Linked DNA regions of Mus musculus: region 2 is linked to region 1. The links are chromatin loops, found by intact Hi-C in ENCODE. Cell type or tissue: left cerebral cortex. All regions are shown on one strand. Each heading gives the region's core, and the rest is flanking DNA. Links, peaks and the distances in the headings are about the cores only.

What was found. A loop is a pair of places that touch in the nucleus more often than their neighbours do. Peaks named below come from ENCODE experiments on the same cell type or tissue, not always from the same donor. Only the 100,000 strongest peaks of a DNase experiment are listed, where the experiment ranks them.
Region 2: it touches region 1 in a loop (2.6-fold over the local background); 1 of 42 quality-filtered maps calls a loop at or near these places.

What each region holds. Positions count from the first base shown.
Region 1 is chr5:65,124,658-65,136,784 of GRCm38, reverse strand. It overlaps Klhl5 (kelch-like 5), which reads right to left and starts at 5,554. Exons shown (of 11, transcript NM_175174.4): 1 at 5,009-5,554. The coding sequence starts at 5,388. LOC115490189 (a long non-coding RNA gene) reads right to left here and starts at 5,002. Exons shown (of 2, transcript XR_003955931.1): 1 at 3,815-5,002; 2 at 1-2,472. In left cerebral cortex, for the core only: no CTCF peak of the experiment used is centred there; DNase peaks (open chromatin) are centred at 5,008, 5,257 and 5,743; H3K4me3 peaks cover 2,835 bases; H3K27ac peaks cover 1,472 bases.
Region 2 is chr5:65,034,568-65,046,694 of GRCm38, reverse strand. Fam114a1 (family with sequence similarity 114, member A1) reads right to left here. Exons shown (of 14, transcript NM_026667.3): 13 at 7,954-8,007; 14 at 4,794-6,071. The coding sequence ends at 5,955. Among named protein-coding and RNA genes, the nearest start is that of Gm32374, 20 kb to the right of the region's middle. In left cerebral cortex, for the core only: a CTCF peak has its summit at 6,025; DNase peaks (open chromatin) are centred at 7,208, 7,256 and 9,901.

The DNA of each region.
Region 1 (12,127 bases), core at 2,390-10,389:
CCTAAATTTATTTAATAGATTATAAGGGATTTATAGATAGCATTCTGCAATTACAATTTACAAGCTACAGACAAAAGCCAGGACTGCTGGTGCCTGCTTGTAATTCCAGCACGAAAGGGGTGGAGGCAGGAGGATTGGCATGCTAGCTCGGGCTTCATGAAACTCTACCCCAAAACCTAAAACAAAGTAAACCAGACCCATCAGAGATATAAACTAGAAGTAGGAGTTTGAAAACCGTGACTTTAACCGAGCATCGCATGCACCTGGGCAGAGCAGAGTGCTGGAACTCGGAGGGAGGAAAGGCCCACGGGGTATGTGGGAAGGCAGGTGGTAGATAGGGCAAATCTGTAGGGAAGTGACGAAGAAGAGGAAGCAGGGTGGGCTCCTTTAAGGAGTTCCCCTTCCTCCCATCCAAGGGCTAGCCAGGCCTGACCCTGCTTAGCTTTTGAGTTCAGGAGCGTTCAGGGTGGTATAGCCACAGGCAGGTTCTCCCTTCTACAGCCAAGGCAGTTGTGTAGAGAGAGATATATCAACAGCTCAAGACTTATCTTTAAGGACTGGAACTGTAGTTCAGTGGCAGAACACTGCTGAGCAAGGGTGGGGGCCTTGGCTCAATCCCCAGTATCCCTCAAAACAGAAAAGCATTGTTGTCCTTTACCTTCTCAAGAAAAACACTTTTATTTGGGAATTCCCTCCTATCCCCACCCATGGAACCATGACGTGCTATCCATTCAAGCATGAAGACCTCCAGCACCCACATTAAAGACTGTCTCTTTAGCCCCAGGTTTTACTCACTGCACTTTTTATTATAACCCCACGTCTATTCCTGTTTCTATAATACTGACTTTCAGCTGGACACACGGCCACACTCAGGTAGAAAGTACATTTAAAACCTCTTTTCTAACTAGCTGAAGCCACACAGCTGGGTTCTCCTCACCCATGGAATAAGAGATACACGACTCGCACCATTACTCTCACACCCAGCCTTTTCTTTGGTCTTTCCCTCAGATGAGAATGGAGGGGGAAGCTGAGTAAGCTCTGAGCACACAGAGAGGATACTTCTCTACATGGTGGAGAAAGATATGCAAAGGGTTATGGGCCTCTGAATGAATCGTGAGGCAGAGACCTATCTGCCCTCGGCCACTGGTCCACCTGTCACCTGTGCTCCTGACAGTCTATGACAATCGATGATAAACAAATCATTTTAGTCTACGATCTATCAACACACTCATTCCTAAAGTTAAGTGACCAAATTATTTGGTAACAAGTCAATGTGGGGTGTGTGTGTGTGTGTGTGTGTATGTGTGTATGTGTGTATGTGTGTGTGTGTATATGTATATATATTATATAATAAATCTGAGAGAGAACAAGGAGTAGTATATAGGAAAGTTAGGAAAGAGAAAAGGGAAGGGACAATGTAATTAAAATAGCAAGATAAGTAAATAAATAAACATACATTTAAAAAGATAATATCTTTAGAGAGGAGATGGATAGGGAGGCAGAAGGAGTCTAGGATATCCAGAGGTGAAACACAGAATTTGAAAGTGATTCAGTTATAGGGGTTCTAGCACCCTCTTCTGTCCTTTAAGGACACCAGTAACACACATGATACACATACAGAGGTGCAGGCAAACACTCATCACAGAAAATAAAATTAAATACTGTGTAAAATGTGACTTTAGAAATAGTACTGTGGATACTAAACAAGTTACCATGCTGAAGGCTTAGCGCTGTGTAAAGAGTAAAGTTCCTCTGGGAACTTTAGTTATATATTTTTTTCTTTTTTGGAAGAGCTTAAATTGCAATGATATTTTGTGTAAAAATGACTTTAAAAGTTCAAATATCCACCAGGTGTCGGCACACGCCTTTAATCCCAGTACTCAAGGCAGAAGCAAGTGGATTTCTAGTCTAGGACAGCCAGGGCTACACAGAGGAACTCTGTCTCAAAAAACCACCATCAACAACAATACTAGTAATAATAATAATGATAATAATGATTTCTTTACTTAATAGGTGTGTCAAAAATTACCTAATTCTACAGTGAGTCAGTTGAATAATATGTAAATCATTTATACCTTGATTACATGGTAGTAGCTATGGACACCTACCTTGATGGCCCTGGTAGGAACTAGCCTAATTAGATAGATGTTAGAAATCTATCTCATAGAAGACATGAAAATTCTGTCACTTAAAGTCTGAAATTGCTCACGTTATATCAAAACAAAACAAAGTTTATATTTTAGTACCAAAGTTGACCCACAGAGGAAGTACAGCTAGGCTATAGAGTCAAGCTAAAAGCTGAGAGATGTTTCCATGGTTCAGCGAAGTGGCAGTGAACGCGGTCAGAGGCCAATGCTTGGGCAGGCCTTTCAGCTAGATAACAGCTGACAATACAGTCCTTCAGCTGCCCACATCCATGATGGCTGTTAGCATTCTGATGATGCAAAACCACTCGGCTGTCCTTCTCCTAACCTAAAAAACCAAAAGTTCTGTTTAAGTTCTGATATCTGTCTTGATGACTGCTCCTAAGAAGAAATCAGTATGTTATACGTGCATCTTCACTGTATCTTTAATATATTCAGATATTAATTTATAACATGCTTAGGTTTCTAGCTCATCATTTGCAAATATATATAAAAAGAATTGTTCCAAGTTATGTATACAAATCTGATAAATGTCACTGTAACTTCTTTGACAACAGTATTTGTTTGTTTGTTTGTTTGTTTGGGGTTTTTTGTTTTTTGTTTTTTCAAGACAGGGTTTCTCTGTATAGCCCTGGCTGTCCTGGAACTCACTTTGTAGACCAGGCTGGCCTCGAACTCAGAAATCCACCTGCCTCTGCTTCTCAAGTGCTGGGATTTGACAACAGTATTAATGGGCTTCAATTTGCTTATAGTAAAAGGACACTCACTTAGGAACTTTGGCTGTTTAAAATGCTGAGGGTGACAAATTTCTCCCTGTGACAAAGGTTAAAGTGTCAGCCAGAGGATTGACAGAGGCATAAAGATTGGATACATTCAACATAGGATGACATGGAGATGTGAGGGACAAGCACACACTAAACTATAGATCTTTTTTTTTTTTGCAATAATATTGAAATGTTAAACCATCAAGAATAAGCTCTTGAATGGCCCCTCCTATCTACAAATCAGAGATTTACTTATATTATGTTTTACTGTACACATAGTTTTTTTTTTTAATTAGGTCTCTGAGGATGTGACATGTCTACTCCCATCGTTCACCATGTCCTTGATGAGCATTTTAATTTTATATTCCTATAAGTAAAAATATCAATGCAAGATTCTTGAGGACTATACAATAACTATCTCTGAGTCAGAACAAAAATATTTTCTCTCATTACTAACACCTCACCAAAATATTTCAGTGTACACGCAAAAGAGGGTTAAAATTTAATATTCATTGGTTATGTTAACTATCTATGATATAAGGAAGTATGTGTAAATTTTCTCTATATTAGACATGTGCATAAATGTTATTATCACATAATTGGGTAGTAGATAGATGTTAATAGTTTTATGACCTAAGCTGGTAAAGAAGTGAATGTTTTGTTTTTTAACACTATTTAAATATTCTTAATATATTGATTTTTCAAATGGAAAAATTTATTTTCACACAGAAATTGGTAAAAAAAAATTAAAAATTAGTTTTCTTTATGGCAAAAGTCCCAATATATAATAGGATCATGTTTGTTGAGTTAATCTCAATATTAAAATTATTCATGGCTCCTTTTCCCTTACAATAAAGGCAAGTCATGAAGTAATAACATTTTTTTTAAATTAAATATGCTATTTACCTAAGTAAAGATTCTCCCCTCTCTCAGTTATACAGGCTACAGATGACAGTCTATGTTTCTATCCTCCCACAGGTCAGAATTCCATGTTCTGAAGGTTAGAGGAAGAGAAAGGGCGAGGATTTCCAAGCATGAGACACTTGAATCTATGAGTCCATTCGACCCGAATTCTTCAGGATGCCTACCTACACTTACAATAGCCAACCTAGAGATTATAATAATCAAAACCTGCAAACTAATTTCAAAGAGCAAAAAGTAATTGAATGTCAAATGAGTAGGTGTTTGTGTCTTTAAGTATTTAGAAATATTCTACAATGAAGATGTATCAGAAAGTCGACTTTAACTTGTTACACAGCATGGAAAGCGGACCAAGAAAATCCATCCTAAAGATAAGAAGGTGCCAGGAAGGAGGAACAAAATCATCATGAAATTATCAATTCTTTGCTTTATTGCATTCCTTCCAACTCATTTTCCTTATCATCTTTTTGACTGGCTGACCACATCTAGCACTCCCGACACCATGTTCTCTTAAACTTTACTAAAAGATTATCTTTCTTTTCCTTAAACAGCGTGAATTTCAGTGGAAAGTGGGGGTAACAGGAATCGGTGGTGCTATCCTTGAGAGAGACACATACATTACTTAGTATTCTCTGTCTTAGTCTGCAGAGCTGCAACATCCACAGGACAAAGACATAACCACAGAAAAACAGTATTGACAACTAAAATGGTGTCAAAAATTGGGAACTACAGTGTATCTCTTTTTATAGAACCTTTCATTTTTATCAAATTAAAACGACTCCACAATCTATTATAACCCAAAATACCACAAGGATTTATACTGTAGAAATGTCTCATAGTTTTAGTGTAAATACAGAAGCCGGATGAATACAGCCAGGCAACACCGTATAAAACTGCTGCTACATACTATTTTCAAGGCAGTGTCAGATCTATACATGAAATGCAAGGTATTTCAAAATGAAAGCTATTTGGTGCCTTTAAATTTCACAGAATTAACGAGACATTTCCCAAATCCTAGCAAACCTACGTATCCATACCAAGATGCCATTCATGTAGGCAGTTCACGGGAAGCAGATGTACGGACAACCACAGAGATAAGCTAGTAAATAGTCAGTTATTCTCCACTAGCATAGAGCACACACCCCGCACCCCGTCTCTGACAGTAAGAGAATAATCAACCTGCTCGAGCTGGAATCAGATTCATTTTCCTCTTCACTAGTGCCATCGTCCACTTCTGGTCTCTCCAGCCAGTGTGCACCAGCACAGCCTTCTGCTGTAAACTCAAATGCAGGGACATCTGAGGTGGATGCCATTGGCCAAGAAGGTGAATTCTGGAAATCCAGTTGGCTGGACCTTCGGTAACCAATGGAAGCCAAAGGCAATTGTAGGTTACACGGATCTAAAAACTTTCTCCCACCGTTTGCTCCGGTCTGTCCTCGGTTCCAAAATTCTCCCTGCTGGCTGTCAACGGAAGAGTTAGACGATGCTTGATGGCCAAACCACCTCCACCTGATTTTCAAAATCTGTTTCACGTCAAACTCTTTGCGAGAACCAGACATCCTCAGAGAAACCGAGTGATCGTCTAGGCAACGGGCAAAAAACACGGCGCACAGATTTGTGTATCCAACCAAGACAAGAGAAGTATATTCCCTGCTGTACCCAAAAAATAGCTTTAAAAGAAAACAAATCGTTCAAATATATATCTCCATTTACTTTCATCCCAATATATCAGACTATGAAGAACAAAGGGTAATGAATAAAGATGAACGCGGTGGAACACTCCGCTCGATCGGAGCAAACTCTGATCCACCTATCCTGAAGCAGCCCCAGCACTTTCCCTGCTCCCCTTCCCATCCAGACCCTGGACTCGCACAAACACTGACAGCATTCATTAAAGTCCTTTCAAATGCAGAACACCACCCCCTTCTCTGAACCACAAATGACAGAGACTGAGAGCACTATCCCCGCTGCAGAATCAAATCGCAGCCTTTATTGCTCGGTGCATTAACTCTTTTATGGCTGAAACAAGAGCCGTTAACGCAGAGCATTTTCCTTTGTACTTAAAAACCACTTTTCCACCAGCAGTGGTTCCTGCTTTTAAACCAAGTTCTTAGGTGAGTTCTTAGTTCATATCACAGAACACATTTTCTAAAAAGCATTTTAAATGAGATTTGAGGATTCTTGAGCTGTGTTGGGTGGGGATGAGGAGGAGGGTCTAAGCTGGGGCTCTGGACTGGTGGCCACTATCCTCCTGTCTCCTCCCTCTCCTCCCAGGATGCACAGTGACATCCTTGGTTAAGAGTTCATTTGAACAAGGGATAATGAGAAAAACTAGACGAAAAAGTTTGAAAACTACAATGGACCAAAATATGTCAGTACTAACTCTTTAAAAGGGATACCCTGACACCAATATCACTCACTCTAATTCAAACAGGGCTGCTTCCTCCAGTTTGACACCTAGATTTCCTATTGGAGAGGGATGGTGGGGCTCAAGGCTTAAGATTCCTTAGCTGCAGAGAGCACTGGACTGTGGCCTCTGTGGCCAACAAGACAGAGCAGTGCTGTGGACATGCTCACTGCAAATTGATAAGGAGAAAAAAATTAAAATTTAAAATACTAAAGAGTTACTTTGAGTATTCTAGTAGGCGTGGTGGAAGACAGGAATATACACATACTGATGTCTAACCTCCAGAATGAATAAATACAGTCACTGAAGTGAATAAAAGCACTGATTAGTCAAAATATAAAATATTATAATAGTGTAATATTAAGAATTTGTGATTTTAAAGTGCAGAACAGAATTTAGATGTTCAGTACTGAACCCCCTGTCAAATAATTTCACATAAAGCTGTTTTGACATTGGCTGAAAAGTCTGTTTTGGAGACTTTTGGCACAAAAATACCATGAGGCCTGTAGCTTAACCTCATGTGGCCCCTAGAACTAAAAACTGTTCAGAAAAAACAGAATAAGAAGCATGAAAAGCCGCGCAGAGCTCTGTACTGGCACTGTGGGGGACCTCCAATCAGCTCCCTTAGCGCCTGGGTAGGAATGGAACACTGACAAGGAGGGGTTCCGTCAGCTAGCCATACCTGCTTAACTTTAAGAACAGGAGAAAGTTAGGTGAAGGAAGGAGACAAAACGTCCTGAGCACAAAGTCAAGGTGACACCAAGTAGGGTGCCTGGGAGATCGACGCTTTGGAGCTTTAGTGTGGTGGGAGCATGCAAGCGGTGAAGTGACACCCTTGGGTCTGCTCTCACCTATGTCAGACAACTATTACATCACTGAGTCCATATGATGTCATGCCCTCTTCTACAAGGCTGTTTGAGTTCCAGTCCCCCTGGCTGTCAACCCTACTCCTCTCTCAAGGTTATACTTACAAACAACTCCTCCATTTCTCTGCGCTTGTGGTTCCTGATGCGGGCAGCAAATCTCCTTCCTGACAAAAGTTTCTGCACACTGGAGATGTAGCTGTCAGCATCTGGGATGACCAGAGAGTGCTGTAAGCCTTGAGAGGACAGGTGCCAAAGATGACATCTTGGCAAAGCACAGTATACACTGCCACAGTGGGAAATGTCACAGCAGTGGTGCATACGGACTTTACCTTCAATTCATTCAAAAAGACCCTGCCAACTACTTCTACACAAAGGACGCAAAGATTCAAAAAGACCCTGCCAACTACTTCTACACAAAGGACGCAAAGGAGAGATCACGGACATCTTAGAGCTCTCAGAGATGTTTTTAAACTTATATGCTGACAAAGGAAAGGATCATGAACTGTTACAAAAAGAACAATTTGTGTGTCGTGTGTGTGTGTGTGTGTGTGTGTGTGTGTGTGTGTGTGTGTGTGTGTGTGTGGTGCACATGTGCAGGCCAGAGCTAAACAGCAGGTGTCTCTCTCTGCCATGCTCCATTACTGATTAAGACAGGGTCTCTCACTGACCCAGCTAGCTGGCTGGCCAGGGAGCTCTTGGGAATCTGTGCCCGTCCTCCTGCCCAGTGCCACTGTTCCAGGTATGACGCCTACAGTCATGCTCAGCGTTTTACATGGCTGCTGGGGATCCCAACGAAGTCCCTGTGCTTACCAAGCAAGCATTCTTACCAGTGAGCCATCTCTCCACAAAATAAATTTTAATAAATATGAATTTATATATGTGAAATTTTAAATTGAATTGAATCAATGTGAGAACACTCGCCAGTGCTTCGAATTCCAGGAAATACTGTTTTTTATAGCTAGAAGTGGTTTGATTGTTATCTTGTCTGGTGAGTCATTGAAACCTGAACTCAACAGTGGCTTTCATTAAGGACCTCTGAGACATGAGCCATTCATTTCTCAAAAGTAATTCTCCATCAGGAGAAATTCAGACTTAAGGAGCCATGGATGTTAAACTATGAGGTCACACCCCTCCTGCTAAAAGGATTCAAAGGGCCTTTTATCAGAAAATTGGGCTATACATTGAATGTATACCTGCTTACAATAGTAGCTGTTCTGAGCAGGCTATCAGACAGGCTCCATGGTTTGAAAGGGACACCAGGATTGGGTTGCAGAAGGACAAACTGCAGCAGTTAACTGCTGCCATTGTGACCAGAACTTAATTCACCCCTCTCTCACTCATAATGCCACTTTCACACATTTATAAGAATTTTGATTGTTGCTAGAAGAAAGATCATACTATACATACAATTTGAACATTTTTCTTTTCTTTTTGAGAATATTTTGTTATGTGTATGTGTGTATGTGTGTGTGTGTGTGTGTATGTGTGTGTATGTGTGTGTGTGTATGTGTGTGTGTATGTGTGTATGTATATGTGTATGTATGTGTGTGTGTATGTGTGTATGTATGTGTGTGTATGTGTATGTGTGTGTGTGTGTGTGTGTGTGTGTATGTGTGTGTGTGTATGTGTGTGTGTATGTGTGTGTATGTGTGTGTGTATGTATGTGTATGTGTATGTGACTGGATGCACATTTGAGTGCAGGTGCCCTCAGAGGCCAAAGGTTTCAGATGTTGTGAACCACCACCCTACCTGGGTCTGGGAACTGAACTTAGTCCTCTGGAAGGGAATAACAAGTGCTCTTAACCACTCAGCCATCTCTCTAACTCTGCATGTTGCTTTGCTTATACAATTTCATACACACATGGGCACACTAACTAATAAACCTCTTAAACAGTTTCATGACATTTCATAGTTGTAAACAGTTCATTACTCTCTATGAGGTGTGCATGGTGGTTCAGACCGTACATTTCAGAACTAAGGAAGCTGAAACAGGATCACTGCCATGAGTTTGAGGCCAGTCTGGGTCACATCTCAAGTACCAAGCCAGGCTTGTCTATATTGTGAGAGTGTGTCTCACACCAAACAAAACCAAACCAGACCAGACCAGATCAGACCAGATCAGACCAAATCAGACCAGACCAGACCAGACCAGACCAGACCAGACCAAACCAAACCAAACCAAACCAACAGCACCCATCTTGCAAATAATAGGCTTTGAGTTGTTTTCAAGTGTTTGTTTGCTACTAAGGGCAACACTGAAGTAAGTGTCTTGGGAGGCTCTTACGTTGACACAGCTTAGTTCCCAGGAGAATCGCTGCATTGAAGGTATACACACTTCAAATTTGAGTAGTTTAACTTTCCTCAAATCCACATTTCAACAGAAAAGAACTACCCTCTTCTCACCTCCTTCCGCAGGCCTGACACTGGCAATGAGGCTGTAATTCTTTTGGCTCTAGAGGATGTCTGGCCTTGAGCACATTTTTATAGGCCCACTGACCATTCCTGAACTGGCTACATCTATTTTTTTCCTAGGTCATTTGTCTTTGTTTTACCATCAAGGAGAGCCTTGCTATATATTATACATTTTTAGAAGGTATTGGTCTTGTTTTAGATTTTTTTCTAGTCAATTTCTGGATGAACAGCAGCTAGCTTTTGTACCTTTAGGGGCATGCTAGAGTAACAAGAGTTTAAATCACAAGTAGAAAGCACAACGTATTTTCATGACAGGAACCAACCATGTAATTTTCACTAAGGTCCAGGGACAATGACAAACAGTTCATGCTCCTTCCCAAAGGGAGCCACAACCTTTGGCATAGGCTCCTTTTCAAAAACATATTCTTCTGTTCATTAGTGTCCTAAAATTAATTCATAGACTAGGGCTGGAAGTTTAGCACATGTGAAGGTTCAATTTCTCCCACTGCCTCCAAAAACAGTCAGTTGTCTGAGCCACTTGATGAATATATGAACTATGATATTCCAAACACACATACATATACATACATATTATATATATAATGTGCATATGCAATATATGTTACATACATACGTGTGTATGGCCACTAAAATCCCTTCTGTTGGTGACAAGACCATTGAGTTGTTCCTGGTTTTAAACATTTGTCAATACTGCTGCTATGTACACTCTTGTATATCATCACAGTTATGTGGGTATCTGGGGGCTATTACTTTATAGGAACACATGTGCTCCACTCTGGCCTTTGCCATCAGTTCACACACCTAAAGCAGTGCCTGAAAACTCCTTCTATCCAGTCAACACTGGCAATATCAGTCTTTTTTTTTAAGATTTATTTTTTTTTTAACTGTGTGAATATGTATGTGCGTGCAGTGTCTGCAGAGAACAGAAGAGGGTGTCAGACTCCTTGGAGCTGGAGTTAAGGTGCTGGTAAGAAGCCTGCCATGGGTCCTGGGAATTGAACTCAGGTTCTCTAAAGAACACTGCACACAGGTTACCCCTGAGCCACATCTCCAGTCCATCAGGCCTTTTACTCTTGGTCTTTTTTTGTGGGATATATAGAGTTTTGTTTTTACATTACATTTGATTATGAGTAACGGTGAGTGGCTTTTCATTTTAATTTATTTTTCAGATATCAAAATGGATGTTTAAGGTCTCTTCCTCTGTATTCTTCCCATCTTAACTCATCTCCCCTCTTTGTGGAAGCTATTACATCTCTCATATTCCCTTTATGATAGGCTGAGCACTACTGTTACTAGGCCATGAAAAATCAGCATTTGTTTGTTCATGAGACAGGGTCTCACTATGTAGCCCTCGATGACGAGGAACTCAGTATGTAGACCAGGCTGGCTTCTAACCCCCTGAGCTCCATGTCCCCCTTAGTGCTGGGATTAAAGGTGTGCACCATTACACCCAGCTGGCAAGCATTTCTGTGAATAATACTTTTGTTTCTGACCCATCGGCTTTTACTCCACAACATAAGACTGTTTCGACCAAACATCCAGGTCTGGAGAGAAGCACTCACTAGGCTGGAGGAAGGGCTCAGGAGTTGATCACTGGCTGGGCATATAGAAGACACTAGGTTCAATCACAAGGACTTTCCCTGATACACCTTAGTGTTGAATGATCAGAATGGGCTTCACTAATTAATCTATGTGCGTAATTTCAATCCCTTAAGCCCCACCCCCCAACTTTCCTATTTCGTCCAAGGTGCTCACTACTGCCTGGCATTGCTCTTTGTTTATAGTCTATAAGGTAACTCCCAGTAGAACTTTTTGTCTGGATTCATCACTATGGCCCAAGCACGTGGCAAGGAATCCTGCCGATAAACAGATCTCCAGTGAATGAACCCAGCAAACACAACAGAAGCATGTGTCTAAGCTGCATATTTCAACTCTAAGGTAAATCAACAACCTATTATTTTAAAAATATGAGAGAAACATTTACCTTTGATGACAAAATCTTTTAAAGACTTTCAACTTGTGGGGGAAGTCACAGCATGACGTTATACAAACATCTTTTTTCCTATTTCATTCTTGAGGTATTACACCTTCATCAAACGGATTAAACTTTGTACCTCTTTTTACTTCAATAGCTTTGCTTTCCTGCAAGTTAAACTTGAGATACCGACATTGGTATATTGTTTAAAACAGATAATGAGTCTATTATGAATACATTTTTCAAAAAGTAATTAAGGACCTGTCTGAAACAGCTGCTTTAAATCTGTTCAACAGTCAGACTGTGACTTTCTGTCTCTACCCAGTATTACAATGAAAGCAAGAACATGTCATTAAGACAGAGTGCGGTGACCACACTTGGAGGGGTGGCATTTGGAGCTCTGCATCTGGGGTCTTCCATGCCCAGGCCTTAGATGTGGAATAGAGTTTCTGTGTTATTTTCCCATCTTTGTTGTCTTGTTTTTAGCTCTGGTTTGAGCCAATCATTTAAATCACTAATATCTGGTCTCTAGCTTACACAGTAAATCATTATAATAAAAATCTCAAGACAAACAGTCAACTAACCTGATTCCTTGGGAGCTCCCAGAGATTGAACCA
Region 2 (12,127 bases), core at 2,441-10,440, 90 kb after region 1:
CCCATGCCCTGAAGAAACTCTATTCTATACTGTACCGTCATGTGACTGGCTCCGCAGAGGGAAGGGATGCCTCAGCATGGGCCTGCAGAGGTACCCCCTTCCCCCACACCTGACTACACCTCCAGCAAACATATTCCTTCCTTCCTTATTTTTTTTTTTCCTAACACAACACGGGTGATTGTGAATATTTAATGGAACCACGCATTAAACACTAAACACACAGCCCAGCATATGGCAAGTACATATGAGCGATCACAGTTGAAATTCTGAGTGGATGTTTCTCTGGTAAATGGGGAAAGGAAATTAGAGAGAGGGAAAAGCCGGGCAGATTGGTAAAAAAAAAAAAAAAAAAAAAAAAAAAAAAAAAAAAAAAAAAAAAAAAAACTGATCCTGGGAACTGTGTACTTAATGACAGTTAAAAAAAAAATCCTGTGAGAGAGGCAGGATAAAGATGGCAAGGACTCAAGGGCTTAGCTTAGCTTTTTGCCAAGGTTTCACCCATCTGGCCTTGGCTTCTGTACTGCCTTTTCCATCCAAATCGCATCTGAGAAGCCTGCCAGTTGAACACACAGGGCAGGAAGATAGATCAGCTCTGGATCACCCCAAATTTCTGCACTCAGTGAAGGCATCGAAGACATCCATCTATTATTCTTTTCAGGTGAAACTTCCTTGGAGACTAATACAAGAGGCAGGCCAGTCGGGTGAGTCGCAGTCACTACAGGCTGACATAATTCTATTGCTTCTTGGCTGATGGCTCATGCCGAGAAAAATCCTCTGTGATCCAGACAAAGGTGGATTTAGTTCAATTCCCAACACAAAATCCCAACCCTCTGCACTCTCTTTATGCCCAATCTGTGATGACTTCTGACAGTTGAACTAGTAGAAATAACATCGACATATTCTCACTGTGTGGGTTGTCATAATTTAACTAGAAAGTGTAGAATATAGGATGGAAGATAAAAATCAGACCTGTGAACATATAGGAAACAAATACAAACCAGTCTATGAAATGAGATGGTCCAGAAAATAAAATAAAACATGTTAACCCCTCCTTTATTTTGTTTCATGTGAAGAGTGTCTGGTCTGAAGCCACTCCAGTGGCAATGTGAATTCTAATCAACTGCAAGATCAGGATGGGATTGCCATTCTAAGATGGATTTTTCAGTACCATCTTTACTGAAGTGCCTTTACAAACGTGGTAATTTAAGGAACTAAGTTGAAGCCAGCTATTTCAACATTAGCATACAGGGCATGCTTAAAGAAAGGATCAAAGGGCAATTTCTTATATTTTCAAAAAGAAAAAGAAAGAAAGAAAAGAAAAGAAAAGCAAAAACCAAACCCAAAAATCCACTCCAGTTTGGCTCTGTAATTACTTTTACAAAATTAACCACCATTTGAAGTTGTGTAGCGTGACCAGCTTTATCTGTTCGGCGAGTGTGTGCGTGTATGAGCACACACAGCACTTCTTTAGGACAAGGAGAAATGCAATGATTATTTCAACAGTTTGTAAATTTGAGAGGACCCTTCCTGGTTTTGTTTCTCAGACGGGTGCAGCGAGGCCAGCCAGCACAGACGGTGCATCTCTGGGCGTCTCTGGGCGTCTGTGGTGCGTCTCTGGGCGTCTGTGGTGCGTCTGTGGTGCGTCTCTGGGCGTCTCTGGTGCGTCTCTGGGCGTCTCTGGTGCGTCTCTGGGCGTCTCTGGTGCGTCTCTGGGCGTCTGTGGTGTGTCTCTGGGCGTCTGTGGTGCGTCTCTGGGCGTCTCTGGTGCGTCTCTGGGCGTCTCTGGTGCGTCTCTGGGCGTCTCTGGTGCGTCTCTGGTGCGTCTCTGGTGCGTCTCTGGGCGTCTCTGGTGTGTCTCTGGTGCGTCTCTGGTGCGTCTCTGGGCGTTTCTGGTGCGTCTCTGGTGCGTCTCTGGTGCGTCTCTGGGCGTTTCTGGTGCGTCTCTGGGCGTCTCTGGTGCGTCTCTGGTGCGTCTCTGGGCGTCTCTGGTGCGTCTCTGGGCGTCTCTGGGCGTTTCTGGTGCGTCTCTGGTGCGTCTCTGGGCGTCTCTGGGCGTCTCTGGTGCGTCTCTGGGCGTCTCTGGTGCGTCTCTGGTGCGTCTCTGGTGCGTCTCTGGGCGTCTGTGGTGCGTCTCTGGGCGTCTCTGGGCGTCTCTGGTGCGTCTCTGGTGCGTCTCTGGAATCGTAAGCACTTCAGAGCAGCTGATTTCTTTCTCAAGGACGCCTTTGCTTCCTGCACTGGGGCTTTTTCTGGTAATTTGTATTTTCCTTCAGCCAGCACATTATTGATCTTTCTTTCTTTCTTTCTTTTTCTTTCTTTCTTTCTTTCTTTTTCTTTCTTTCTTTCTCTTTCTTTCTTTCTTTCTTTCTTTCTTTCTTTCTTCCTTCCTTCCTTCCTTCCTTCCTTCCTTCCTTCCTTCCTTCCTTCCTTCCTTCCTTTCTTTCTTTCTTTCTTTTTCGAGACAGGGTTTCTCTGTGTAGCCCTAGCTGTCCTGGAACTCACTCTGTAGACCAGGCTGGCCTCGAACTCAGAAATCCGCCTGCCTCTGCCTCCCAAGTGCTGGGATTAAAGGTGTGTACCAACACCGTCCGGCTGATGTTTCTTTCTTATGGGTTGAATCTGAAATGTGCTCACCCTACCCCAGGCTTCGTTTTGAAAGCTTGTTCCCCAATTGGTGGTGCCTTATTATTTTTTTTTATTTTTATTTTCCTGAGGCCCTGGGAGCTTTAGGTGTGGTGTGAGGAACGGAAGAGCTAGTTGTTGAAAACCGGTCATTGTGGGCCTTTGAAATGGTCCTAGATCCTATTGGACTCTCAGCTCTCTGATCTGCGGTGATGTGAACAGTCTCCGCCACAGGCCCCCCTGCAGCCATGAGCTGTCCAGTCTCACTCTATCATCTCCATTACGACGGCTGAAATCTACCAACAAAGAACTTGTCCCTCCCTTATGATGTTTCTGCCGGGACACAGAAGTGTGGAGACACTCCTGGTCCCCCTTGCTCTGTGTCTGAAGTGTGCCGTTTCTTTGTTTGTGTGTGTGGCTTCCTTTGGTCCCAGCTTCAGTGAGTCACATGCTCCTTTAACCCTGAGCTTGTGTCCAGCCGTGTATGCCACCCAGAGAAAGCACACATTGCTGTTCTCAGGGCCGAGAATGCCAACTTAGGCCTGTCCTTCCGGGTCTGGGACTCGGTTTGTCCTTTGCATCTGTGTGTGTCAGTGCCCCGAAGCAATGTTTTTTTGAATGCTTTTTACTTAGAATTTGAAATAGGCTTTGGATATTTTTTAATTAACAAGGCACAGACTTGGGGCTATATTCATTATTTAGACCAGAATTTATGTTGTACTTGATGCAAAAATCAGGCATTGCTTGTTCAGGGTAATTGTGTACAGTGCAATAAACCCAGTTTATGTAAAGTATTATTGAAGGAATAGCCAAGTTCCACAGTAAGCCTGCTAAATCATTCATTCAGGAATAGATTCACGTTTCCCCAGGTCTGGATCATGTGTTTTGACAGGTTTTAAAGCAAAGCAAAGCAGCAATTATTTCAAGGTGATGGTGGAAGCCAGGACTGAGAGAAATCCCTGACAACGGGTCTGTAGTCAATGACTGTTCTCTCTTAAACAGTTGAATTTACAGGTCATAGGTCACAGAATCGTTTCAGTTCATGTCTCGACTTGGCAACCTTGGATTTTTTTTTCATTAAAAGATAAATAAATAAAATGTCAATAATATCGCTTACTTTAAATCTATTTTTTTAATGTTGTTTAAACTTTGTTTTATAATTAAAATTCTATTGCTGTACACTAGATGTACAGCAAACATCTAGGTAGTGTTTTAAAGATGGGACCTCAGGTAGCCCAGCCTAGCCTTGAACTTGCTATGTGGCCGAAGATGACCTTGAACTTCTAATCTCTCTGCCTTGCCTCCAGAGTGCTGGTATTACAGACTTACAATGCCTTGCGTTTTGATCTCCTCTTTCAGGTATGTGTGTCGTGTGCACACATATTTCTGCAGGCCCTTGTGCCTGTGTGGGCGCGTGAGTTGGCCACAGTGTACCTTGGCTCTTTTCCTCTACTGTTTTTCTTGTCATTTTCTTTTGACTCCAGGTCTCTCACTGTCTTAGGGTTTCAGTGCTGTGAGCAGACACCATGACCAAGGCAACTCTTACAAGGACAACATTTAGTTGGGGCTGGCTTACAGGTTCAGAGGTTCAGTCCATTATCATCAAGGTGGGAACATGGCTGAATCCAGGCAGGCAGGGTGCAGGAGGAGCTGAGAGTTCTGACAGCTAGGAGGAGGGTCTTAAAGTCCACACCCACAATGATACCCCTACTCCAACAGGGCCACACCTTCTAATAGAGCCATTCCCTGGGCAGAGCATATATGAACCATAACACTCACTGAACCTGGAGCTCATCAGTTGGTTACACTGGCTAGCCGGTGATCCTCCTGTCTCTACCTCCCACTGCTGGGATTACAGGTGTGCGCACAGACTTTACATCCATGCTGGGGAGTCTAACTCTGGTCATTACGCTTTCTCAACACTGCCTGCTGAGCCACCGCCCCAGCACTGACAGCCGAGAGACTAAGTCCAAGAATCTAATGCCTTGGAGGTATTTGTTTTTCTTTCGTATTTCTGGTTAATGTACAAATCCCTCTGATGTGAAAACTATAAATCTAGATTATTTCTTCTGCTCTATACTTAAGAATTATAGAATTCACAGAGGTGACTGTGATATGATCAACAGTTAATCACCACCACACTTAACATCAGAAGCATTCCAGAGGTCACGAAAGGAGAAATGCCACACCTTTACGGATTTAATTTTTCTAGGTTGCAAATACATTGTTCTTGAGTTTTTATTTGGTTGTTTCAGGAGACATACAGCTGAAAAAACAAAACACAGTCACACAAAAATGCTACTGAGAGAATTCAGATATCTACTTGGCCCACAGGGGACAGACGCAGTGGCTTCTACCACAGGAACAAAGGAGGGATTTTTCTCCCTTTCAAGACTGCAGGCATCATTTGCCCTGGGATAAGCCACTGGGCATGACTATTTTGGACACTACTGGTAGGGATGTCAGTGATGGTCTCAAACAGAAGCATGCCAGAGAACCTCAGCCTGGAAAGAACAGATGCATCTCACAAGAGCCCAGGTTCAGTACCACTGCTCCCTGCAAGGTCTCTGATGCATCTCCCTGGATCAGCACCCCACTTGGCCAACTTACGACTTTCTACCCTTTGCCTCTACCATGTGTGTGATCAGGTTAGTGGGTATTTTTGAAATGCAGGTCGGGGTTTCTACCTGGCTAAAACCCCTTTAGTTTTCTGTTGAAATGATTCTCAGCTTTATAATTTTGCCACCAAACACTCTAAACTAAAACACTTCTTCAGGGCAGGCAGGTTTCGTGTGCACACCTTTAGTCCTAGTTCTTGGGAGGCAGAGGCAGGCAGATCTTTGTGAGTTTTAGGCTAGCCTGGTCTACATAGTGATATTTATAAAGATATTTATGTCCCTTTTAAAACCAAATAAGTAGCGGTATTTTTGCTTATGATGTTTATGCAATTAAATGAAGTTCAGTACAAGAACTCATTTAAAGCCATGCTTGAGAAAAATAGGGCATAGAAAGGTAGACATTTCAAAGCTGAACAAAAATCTAGGTTCTCTCTATGAATTTCTAAATATAGTCTGGTTGACCAGGAAAACAGATATATTTGTGAATGAACTGCAAATTAAAGGAAAACTTCAATAGAACAAGTACAAGTTTAAGTTAATGTAAAGAAAACATAATTATTGATAAAACAGTATACATTAAGAGAAATTTTAACTCTCTGTATTTTCAAAACTGTGCAAAAATTGCTTGTAGTGTCCTCAAATGGTCTGGCCAGTGACATAGAAGTCCGTTGCCTTTAAATGGTATGTAGTGAAGAGATGTGGCCTGCTATTGAACTAGCTGCAATCTGGCTGGGCTGTAGCTTTCAAACAGCTGGTGCGGATGTGGGAGACCTGCAGTACCGGGAGCAGCAGCTGGAGGGCGTCCTGCACATATGTGGTGCTATTGGAGCCCTGCAAGAAGGAAAACAGAGCTGAGGGTATTTTCATAGTTCAGTTTCGATGGCTGTCACCATATAGCAACATTCTTATTCTCTCTCCTCTCTCTCTCCTCTCTCTCTCTCTTTCTCTTGTATATATATATATATATATATATATATATATGCTCTGCCTTAATGTACACAAGTAGAGGAATCAGATCCCGTTACAGATGGTTGTGAGCCACCATATGGTTGCTGGGAATTGAACTCTGGTCCTCTGGAAGAGCAGCCAGTGCTCTTAACTGCTGAGCCATCTCTCCAGCCCTAACAACATCCTTTTCCTCCGAGGAGAAGGAAGCACAACAATATCATAGAATTCTCAGAATGTCTGCACTTGCAGTAAATGTAAGCACATGTTTTTGGATGGAGTGTGCCCAGATCTCAACTATGTGAGCTAACAAAAGGCCCTCATTCAAATTGAGACAAATCATTTCCATGGGCTTTTAAGGGACATGAGTATGTGTAGACTCATGGCCCCGCATGGCCAGTATTATCTATCCCTTTCTCAGGTCAACCCTGTGGTCCTGAAATCACAGGACAGAGGCTAGGGTCTAAACCACAACCATTTACAGAAAGCTCCACATAGAGTGCCCTGGAGAGATCACTGTAAAAGTGGCCAGTGAAGTTTAGGGAGGGTATCTAGAATGGGTATTGGCCAGCGGCTTATTATTGGGTGCCATATTTGTGGTGCACAAGTATGTTAAATTAATGTGCTAATGTACATGTTTAATCTGGCAGCCATGACAGAGATCTGGGGTGGGAGACTAAGAAGTGAGACTGAAACTCACTATATAGTTTGTGTTGGCCTTGAACTCACCATCCTCCTGCCTCTGCCTTCCAGGGTTTCTACTAGCTGTGTCTGTTCCACTGGGCTTGTCCCTACAGTTCCTGCCCCTTATGGTTGAGTCCATTGCAAGACTGTGTCCTAAGCAATGATACTCGCTGCCACCACTTGATTAGGTTTGGTCCATGGACAGCTTTGCTTAACAATGAGACACAGTTCCCAGCAACGTTGCCACCAGTTCTGAGGTTATGTAATCTCTCCAGAGCTTACTCTTGCCATCCAAATGTGAAGGCAATGGCATTGGGCCTTGCCCTTGACCCATAGCTGCTTGGGAGGCCCTGTGGCTCCCCCATGGGCAAGGTCCTCCTCCACTGCTCAAATGCAGGACACAGCGCCCACGCTCCAAGACCAGGAATGCATCTTGGACTGCTTCTCTCTTACATCACTGGGTTCGTCTTCTGCAGAGCCACAGCAGTGCTGGGATAGCCTTCCATCTGGGCAGTTGCTGCTACCAAGTCCTAGTGAGCAGGCAGGGCAGGCAGGGAGTCCTCTCTCGTGGGGACTCTATGCTTGTCACTGAATGGGCAGGCATCCCGCAGCAGTTTCGCTAACCTGAAACTTAGACTCAGCTCTACTAAAAGTTCTCGTGAACGAAGGGAAATGCCTGTTTTTATGAAAATCACCAGTGGGTAATAATCCTCCATTGCAGCCAATAATCACAGTGTCAAACTTGGCAGCAAAAATCTGCGTCTGCTGGGGGAGGGTTGAGGGGGGGAGGAATGGTGGCCGGAAATAGCCTGCAAGCTTAGCATTTCCTTTTATAATTAGGAATTCTTGGAAATTAGGCATTGCTGCTCTACCAGACACTTTACAGCTGGCTGAGCTACAGAAATGGACACACACACACACACACACACACACACACACACACACACAAAGACTGTTAGACTGTTGACGATAAGATTTAGAATTCCAATAACACTTGCTGACTGGGAGGAAGAAAAGAGAAAAAAAAAGAACATAGCTGTAACACTCACTTTGATTTGGAGTACTTTCTCTGGGGGCTACTTACCTCTAAAAACACACTATTGATCATGGGGTTAAGGACTTCAGCCTTCTTGTTGCTCTGTGAAATTGAAAGTATGAAATTGACGGATTAGGGCCTCAAGGCTTAGCACGTCAAATATAAGGCACCGCTTTGTAGAGGAATGTCTTAGAGGAAGAAGTGTGCTTGGCGTCTGCACCTTCCTTATGCAATCTCTAATTCTACCAGCAACCCTAGGAGGGGCTTGGTGCTGCGGTAAGCCTAGGCGCTAGCTAGCAGGATGAAGAAACAGCGATCGGGAGGTTGAGCAATTTACGTGAGTTCACATTGCTAGAAATGTAGACTTTTTTCAGTGGTGGGAAGCTGGTAGCTGATTGGATCCTATCTTCTGCTTGCCCAATCTGCCTGACACCATCCTACACCCAGATCAGCTAGGGTTACAATGTTGATGGTAAATTTGTCATGATCTTTATTATTGTGTTAAAAAAAAATCTTTTTGGTTTTTGTGTAGCCCGCCTCATGCTTCCAAAGGCTGAGATTACAGACATGTGCTGTGCCTCACTGCAGATTTTAATTAAGGCATCTGTATAGCTTTCCGAGATTCTTATTCTTAAGAATTTTATTTATTTATTTGAGACAGGGTTTCTCTGAATAGCCCTGGCTGTCCTGGAACTCACCCTGTAGACCAGGCTGGCCTCGAACTCAGAAATCCGCCTGCCTCTGCCTCCCGAGTGGTGGGATTAAAGGCGTGCGTCACCATGCCCGGCTTATTCTATTTATTTTTAATTACATGTTTATGTTGGTATAGGGTATGTGCATGTGAGTCCAGGTGCCCTCAGGGGCTAGAAGAGGGCATTGGAGTCTCTGAACCTGTAATTATAGACAGTCATGACCTTTAATATGTAATATGTGGGTATTGGGAACTGAACCTGGGTCCTCTGCAAGAGCACTACATGCTTTAACTACTGAGTCAACTCTCCAGCCCCTGAAACATTATTATTGTTGTTATAAAATTTCCAGTCCTCCACTTATGTGTCCTACTAGTCTATCCTGCCTGCTCTTCTTTTGTTCTCTTTGTTCCCCTCTCTCCCTCTTCCCCCCACCTCACCCGTGAGCACAAATACTGTAGGTTATCTACCAGAGGAGCGACACGGTGAGGGCATTCTTAACTAGAACTTTCAAGTAGGTCTGTAGATCCAGGTTTGAGAATCACAAGTGTATGTGTACCGCGTGGAGAATGAATCCCCGTTTCAGGTGCTCCAAAAGGGAGAGATGGTCGTTATCCTTAGTTATATTATTCGGCTGTCAATCAGCAGGCTTCCCTATCTAAACCGCTCAACAGACCCCTACAGCAATGAATCTTTAACGGGGCAATCTTAGTCGGCTGGGTTCCCTTACTGTACCTGGAAGGCTCTGTGTCGAGCAAACAAAAGCATATGAATTAAGTCTGTCTTCCCAGAGAAGCCTTCCTTTGCTGGCATTAGGAAACCACAATGGAGTCTTGGAAGAGGGTGAGGAAGGACCTCTTCAAACACTCAAGTCACTTTAGTAAGTAACCAGAAAATCCATGATCGTATTTGCTTTCATGTTTATGTGATTATCAATAAACCTCTAAGATACAATCAAAACGAGGCCAGTAAGATGACATCGGTTTTCAGAGTCGATGAGCTATGCGAACCATTTAAAAGGAGCCTGGAGAGCAATGCACACTCATTAGCTTCAAGTTATGAATAATGGCTGCTTTGGAGACCAGAAACAATGATGAATGTAAATGATACTTCAGAGCTGCAGACCGGGGCTTTGTGGCGTGTGGTGAGCTCCATTTCAGATGTAAGCTTTCACTGTCTTCAAATGGACAACACACATTTGCTGGTGTCTGCGCTTGAGAACGTTCACGCTCGTGTTTGGGTATGTGCACGATTGTAAGTCCGCGCACATACCCACCTGCCGGAAACTTGGCTCAGCCAGTGTGGACCTTGGCTCAGGAAAGACCTTGGCTCGGTCACCCTAGGGCTAATTAACAATGCAGAATCCCTCTTCTCACACAGACTGGCTGAATGAGAATCTGCATTTTAACAAGGTCTCCAGGTGGTCGGTGTGCCTGCTTTGGGAAGCACTATGCTAGAGTCTGACACGGTACAAGGAGAAGAAAACTGTGTCACAAATATTACCCACTCCAGGGGAAAAACCTATTCAATGCAAAGCCTATAAAAACCCACAGACAGTCCCCGGGGCACCAAACAGTTGGTTATCTCTGGTCTAAAGCGTGGCGGGCTGCTGATGGGGGAGCTGGGAGGTCAATGGAGAGGCCTGTGTGCATCAGCTCCTCTCTCTGCCACTTGGGGTCCTCAGATATCGAACTGTAGAAAGTGGGGAGATGCAACAGAAGAGCTTGGAACCTGAATTGATGAGGCAAGCCCTCGCACTGCTATGGGAACCCACCATTCCCACCAAAGCCTATCATCGAGTAACTTGAAGTCGAGGGACGTGCTTCCATAGCGATATGTCAACGACTGATAGCCATCTATCAATGGCTTCCATCTCCCCATCACTCTGCTTACCGATGACGATATGGCCTTGCTGAAAACCTAAACTAGGTAAGCCCAAGATAGAATGAGCAAACCAGACTTGACAGCAGAATGGGTTAGTGGCCCACAACTCACCCTTTATCCATAGGCTCACTTAGCAGACATATGGGGGACTGATATCCCATTTCTTTTAAGAACTGCTCTTTGCCTACAGTGCAGTTACACCCAGCAGCTATGTAGGTCTACATGCCACCATCTTGCCCCCAGTCACAGCTGAGTGACATCAAGGTGGTCATCTGCTGTCTGACCTATGCTGGTGGTCTTCTGAAACTTCTGACTCAGAAAAAGGAATGTGAAAGATGAGACAGACCTGGGCGTGGTGGCGCACACCTTTAATCCCAGCTCTTGGGAGGCAGAGGCAGGTGAATTTCTGAGTTCAAGGCCAGCCTGGTCTACAGAGTGAGTTCCAGGACAGCCAGGGCTATACAGAGAAACCCTGAAACCCTGTCTCAAGCCCCCCCCCCCCAAAAAAAAGAAAAAAAGATGAGACATTGTTTCTCTGTTGCTGGGTCCCCAGAGCTGTTCATAGTCTTCCACCAACTTCCATAAAGCATCCCTTTATCTGAGCCATTTATAACCCACCCCCAGAGGCCTCAGAGAGAGCATAGCCCTGGTTTCAGACTTCCAGTCATTCCTTGGAAACTGAAACTGTACATTGCAATAGTAAATACCCCAACTAAAGCCTATTTCCTGTGTCTCTGGGAAAGAGTCAGATCTTGCATCTAGGGGCTTTAGAAGTAGGAAGATAAAAGAGGAGTGTTTCCCACTTAGTAGGGCTACTCCTGCTCTACTAAGGTGGGCTTTATAATACAATTGGTTTCATCATCCCCCATGTATATATGTGTAGTATGGGGGAATCACACATGTTTGCATGCATGTGTGTGCACACGTGTATAGAGGCAGAGGTTGATGCTCAGTGGGTGTCTTCCTCAATCACACTCTTCTTTATTTACTGAGACAAGGTCTCTTGCTGAACCTAGAGCTAGCCCATTTAGCTACTCCTCCAGCAAGCCATCTTGCTCTGGGGAAGGCCCTTGTCTTCCTCCAGAGCACTGCGATTACCAGCACACTCTGGGGATCTGAACTCAGAGTCTCACACTTGAACATGAAATCCTTCGTCGGCTAAGCCATTTCCCCAGCCCACAAGGGCTACCTGGGACAGAAAAGGGCACAACCGAGATAGGTAATCAGAAGCCACACGTTGAAATACATGCAACATTTCACAGCTATTATCTTAAGAACAGAAACACTTAGATGTTAATTGACAACACTTTTTGACAACACTTTTTTTTAAAATTCTTATCATATGTGGCTTATTTAGACTGAGGATAATACTGAACAATAATATTTAAAGTTAGTTATTTTAATAGAGATTCTTGAGTAATGTGAAGATAGATAATAAGCAAAGGAAAAGTACCTTCCTTTGACACCCTTTCTTTTGATATATGAATAAGGCCAGGTCCACGGAGATCTGACCACCCACCACAGTCCAGATGATGTCTGAGACAGCAGACTGGAGTCTACAGCCCAGGCAGACAGCAGACTGGAGTCTGTGCCCATGGCAGAGGAGAGCCCTAGGCTAGTGGTGCTTAGAGAGGGGACCTCTGCCTGAT